2 separate regions of the Homo sapiens genome follow, and region 2 is linked to region 1. Evidence: read pairs that join two places in POLR2A ChIA-PET (ENCODE). Cell type or tissue: A673. All regions are shown on one strand.

Evidence for each region. ChIA-PET counts read pairs that join two places held together with the same protein. Peaks named below come from ENCODE experiments on the same cell type or tissue, not always from the same donor. Only the 100,000 strongest peaks of a DNase experiment are listed, where the experiment ranks them.
Region 2: POLR2A ChIA-PET joins it to region 1 with 5 read pairs; 3 of 35 experiments call an interaction of 5 or more read pairs at or near these places.

The regions. Positions count from the first base shown.
Region 1 is chr12:101,890,296-101,892,795 of GRCh38, reverse strand. All of the region lies in intron 1 of DRAM1 (DNA damage regulated autophagy modulator 1), which reads right to left. Among named protein-coding and RNA genes, the nearest start is that of DRAM1, 14 kb to the right of the region's middle. In A673, no CTCF peak of the experiment used is centred here; a DNase peak (open chromatin) is centred at 1,185; H3K4me3 peaks cover 484 bases; H3K27ac peaks cover 2,057 bases.
Region 2 is chr12:102,473,917-102,476,416 of GRCh38, reverse strand. It overlaps IGF1 (insulin like growth factor 1), which reads left to right. Exons shown (of 4, transcript NM_000618.5): 2 at 618-774. LINC02456 (long intergenic non-protein coding RNA 2456) reads right to left here. Exons shown (of 13, transcript XR_007063427.1): 11 at 1-2,500. Among named protein-coding and RNA genes, the nearest start is that of IGF1, 5.4 kb to the left of the region's middle. RefSeq lists enhancers at 165-664, 665-1,166. In A673, no CTCF peak of the experiment used is centred here; no DNase peak of the experiment used is centred here.

The DNA.
Region 1 (2,500 bases):
CAATTTGTGATTTATTTACACTAAGTGTAGAATTCAAAGAGGTGAGGAAATAAAAAATACATAAAAATAATTTTAAAAAAATTCCACTAAGTGACAAAGCAGTACCAATTTACATTAGCTGAAATTTTGCTCAAGAATAGTTCATGAAAACTTTCCAAGAGGCAAATGAAAATGTGAACGTTTCAAAACTTTTAAGAACAATAGTGTTTGCCCATTACCATTTTAAAGATGAAAGAAGGCTGGGCGCACATTAGCTCACACCTGTAGTAATCCCAGCACTCTGAGAGGCCGAGGCAGGTGGATCACTTGAGGTTAGGGGCTCGAGACCAGCCTGGCCAACATGGTGAAACCCTATCTCTACTAAAAATACAAAAAAAAAAAAAAAAAAAAAAATTAGCCTGGCATGGTGGTGGGTGCCTGTAATCCCAGCTACTCAGGAGGCTGAGGCATAAGAATCTCTTGAACCCAGGAGGTGGAGGTTGCAGTGAGCCGAGATCGCACCACTGCATACCAGCCTGGGCGACACAGCAAGACTCTGTCTCAAAAAAAAAAATAAAAAATAAAATAAAAATGAAATAGCTCTTACCTCTCAATGAAAAATGTTCTTATGTCTTTCCACGTCTGATTTTATATATTAAGTAAATATTTTTTACTTTTGTTGGTTTGTTTTTTGCTTTTTTGGACAGCATACATAAGTAAATATTAAGTCACATATTCTGGTGATACTGGAATCCAGATAAGTAAACACTAAGAGGTAACCAAGAGACCCTGTGGGTAACCTCTTTTTATTTATTTATTTTTTTTAAGCTCAAGCTAAATGATTCCATCATGCAAGGGCAGAGGTAGTAGTATTTGGGTGGCCTAACTGTGCCTGGGTGCCTGATTCAGTACACTGGAGAATGAGTGAGAGGCAAAACCAGTTGCTTCCCAGCCTGGCAGCAGTAGTCTCTCTACCCAGCTCCTACCACATCATTCTGCACCACACAGTTTCTGCAGTGCAGTGGGCCCTGCCCAGCTCCACCCACCACCTGATTTGCCTCCTTGCTAATAAGGCACTTTCTGGAAACTGTAAAGAGGACAAGGCCAGCAAATTGTTCATTTGCCTGTGGTTCAGAAGCTGTTGAGGCTGTTATGTATACACAGTTATTTTAGGGGTAGGTTGTGCCTAGGAAATCCGTTTATGTCCACATTTCCTGTATTTACATTTCTGCAAGTTAAGCAGACTGTGGAAAATTCCAAGTCGTTTGTGTAACATCCTACTTCAAACTAATTTATGATGTTAAGCTAGTGAATAATCACTTGATACTGAAAGGAATGAAAACGATACAAAGAAAACATGCTGGATAATAGAAGACTTTCTGAAGCTTGGTCAAACTTTGTTCTTTAAGTTACTGGATACACAGGATTTAAATATTCCAAAGCCTAGAATTATGGTTTATTGGAGGAACTTAGATGCTAACAAAATGCAACATCATGTGTGTCTCCAGCCTGAAATTTATTAGATTGTTCCAAACTCATACACTAATTGCTTGGATGATTGATAGGGACTTAGAATCTAAAAAAAACATAATTCCCCAGTATAAAGAGAACATCATTTCCTTTATCTTTATAATATTTAAATATATTATTTAAAAGGGATAAGTACGGAATAAAAAGTCATACTACATTTTATTAGCTACTTTTAGTTACGAGAGCTAACTTTCTGGCAGCTTCACTTGGTGATGACTGTTTTAGAATGTGGGGGGCAGGCCGGGCGCGGTGGCTCACGCCTGTAATCCCAGCACTTTGGGAGGCCGAGGCGGGCGGATCACAAGGTCAAGAGATCGAGACCATCCTGGCCAACATGGTGAAACCCCGTCTCTATTAAAAGTATAAAAATTAGCTGGGCGTGGTGGCGGGCGCCTGTAGTCCCAGCTACTCGGAAGGCTGAGGCAGGAGAATCGCTTGAACCCGGGAAGTGGAGGTTGCAGTGAGCTGAGATCACGCCATTGCACTCCAGCCTGGGTGACAGAGCAAGACGCCGACTCAAAAAAAAAAAAAAAAAAATAGAATGGCGGGGGCACCCTTCAGCTATATCAACTATTCTGAAACTTAAAAAGAATTTCCTACTGACAAATACAAATACCTTGCTCTTTTCTCACTACCCACAAGCAATTTTGCCCTCTCTCCATCAGAGTTCCCTCTTGTTCACACATACAACATGTTTTTAAAGGATGTTTTGAAAAGACTGTAGAGAGGCAATTGTGGACCAGGGAGACCGTAAGGAAGCTATTTTAGCAGTTTGTCCAGAGTGCTTAGCCCAGTATGGTGATAAAGAGGGAGATGAACGTGGTTTGATTTGGAAAGTTATTTGAGGGGAATCTCTAGAAACCATCCCCACATGGACTCCAGTGGCTACAAGGACCAAAAAAAATAGGGCCGGGCTCGGTGGTTCTCACCTGTCATCCCAGCACTTTGGGAGGCCAAGGCAGGCAGATCACCTGAGGTCAGGAGTTTGATA
Region 2 (2,500 bases), 580 kb before region 1:
TCTCTCATATTGAGGAAACAAAACAAAAACAAAACCCTGTGATGATATATAGTATTGTCAAAAGCCATTTTTTGGCCATAGTAAATTATTTTTAGTCAAAAATAGGGAATGATGTTTTGGTTAAAAATATTCTGCTCAATAATGAATGCATATACCATCTATGGATGGCCAATATTGAGAGAATTTAAATTAACAAAACTTATTTGGCCCCAAATCTGTACTGAGCACAATTTAACCTTTGATAATTCAAAAGTTCTACCAGGGTCTCAGAGTGATATGGGATCCCACTGTAATAATAGCATCTTTCATTTCCGTAGTAAACGTTTCTAGATATTTTGTCTCAATTCATTGAAATAGGAACCCATAAAGAAAGGGTTCAGGGAGGACTCCTCCAAAGATCCACAGTAGCCAGGGGAATAAACACAGGTTGTTGGATGCCGAGACACGCTCCATCCACAACTCCCTCTGGGTTCTCATGTACTCTATTGGCTTCTGTGCTGGGTAGTCCTGATTAATGACAGTCGTGGAATCGTGGGAGTCAATGCACTTCTGTCCCACCCCACTCCCCTTGCAAGGATCAAGGAGGAAACCTGACCCTCCCTCTGTTTCTTGGGCAGGTGAAGATGCACACCATGTCCTCCTCGCATCTCTTCTACCTGGCGCTGTGCCTGCTCACCTTCACCAGCTCTGCCACGGCTGGACCGGAGACGCTCTGCGGGGCTGAGCTGGTGGATGCTCTTCAGTTCGTGTGTGGAGACAGGGGCTTTTATTTCAGTAAGTAGCCCTCCCTCTCAATGTGCTGCTCAAGTCTAAAGTGTACAGCTCTGTGGATTTACAACCGCAGGGAGTGTGTGAATAACTGAATGAGTGCCCGTATCTGGCAGCCATCCTAGGCCTCTGAGATTCCTCACCTTAAAGTAAGCATAGTGTTTTGGCGGGACTTTGGCAGGTTTTGCAGATCTAGGATGGAATTTTCCTCCTTAACAATTCGTCTTTAACTACTTCCTGCTAAGCCTTCTTTCAACTATTATGATCCACCTCACTATTCCATTCCTTTCAATGAAAGGACAGGACAAAATAACCCTGAGGTATTGATGTTTTTGTTTTCAAAACCTATGGGCGCACATATAAACATATGGAACACATGCAGGGCTGCTTTAAGTGCTATGTGATTTGGAGTAAAATAGTAAGGACTCTCCAGTCATGTGGATCTGGGAAAAAAAATATTAAAGGGCATATCCTAGATGTCTCCATTCAATATGAAATCACCATGAACAGACAGAAGGTTAACTCCCCTTAAAGGCAGGCCTGTTTGCAAATACACAGACTGTCTCTAAATGCAAACTGAAATGCCATACTGATTTGCCCTCTATGCCACTTGACCTTGATTTTTTTGTTGTTGCTCTCTTTTGGCATAGTTCTTCTCCGGGACCCATCAATGATATCACCATCTGGAAAAGGGTCTCTGACAAGTACAGAATCACTTATCTCTTAAATAGCTCTTAGGTGATTAGAAAGTCAACAGCCAGTAAAAAGTAGACAGCCAAGTCAAGGCGTATAAATAATACACACAAGCAAAAGTCAATGATTCCTGTGGGAACTGATCACTTAAAGAATCTAGCTCCCATGCATCTATCTCACTGTATATTATAGGACAGAGAAAGATTTAAAGCCAGATGCTTGTTCCTTATAATTCTTTGGAGTTTTAGAGAGTTCCAGGAAACTGAGCATGAGTCATTCTTAAAGGTTCATATCACTCCAGTGTAGACAGCTTACCTCAGTTACCCACTATGCTTTGAATAGCTCCTGTGATGACTCACACACTTGAAGTCTCTCTCATCCTTCCCAAATGTCAGCCTCTCTCTAGGCAGGTGGGGTATGTGTGTGTATGACTGGCAGGGTAGAGGGTGGCCTGTGTATACCAGTCTGGAGATCAGTAAGGGAGATGGGAAGAAAGAGGCTTGTGAGGGTATTGGCGATCAGTACTTACAGTGGATTTGGCAACAAATAGTTTTTAAATCACTAGTGACAAAGAATCAGAAGTGCCTTCTACTATTTGAATAGGCAAATTCCCACTATTTGCTTCCAGCCAGTCCTTTAATTGAACGAACTCATTTATTTTTCTGGCAATAAAGCAATTCTATCCAGTTCTCTGTTGCAGAGCAGATGAATGAGTGCATTGGGTGAGTGATTTTCCAATAGCAGACTTGTTTTACCTTTAAAATATCCTGTGGAAGATAACTGTGGGACATCACATGATCCAACAGTGGGTCATAATTATTCTATAATTTGCAGCTACTGATCCTCATTTTTTAAAGAAATGAAAAAGTGGTTCTCACTTATTATGCCCAAGGGGACTTTTTTTTTCCTTGATAATCCATTTGTGCAATTTCCTTTGATCCAGTTCACTAGGTAATTGCCAAGCCTAGAAGTGTCCTCTGTTACGTGCCAGGTTGAATTGTGATGTTCAACACGACATTGCTCCAGAATTTCCATGCAC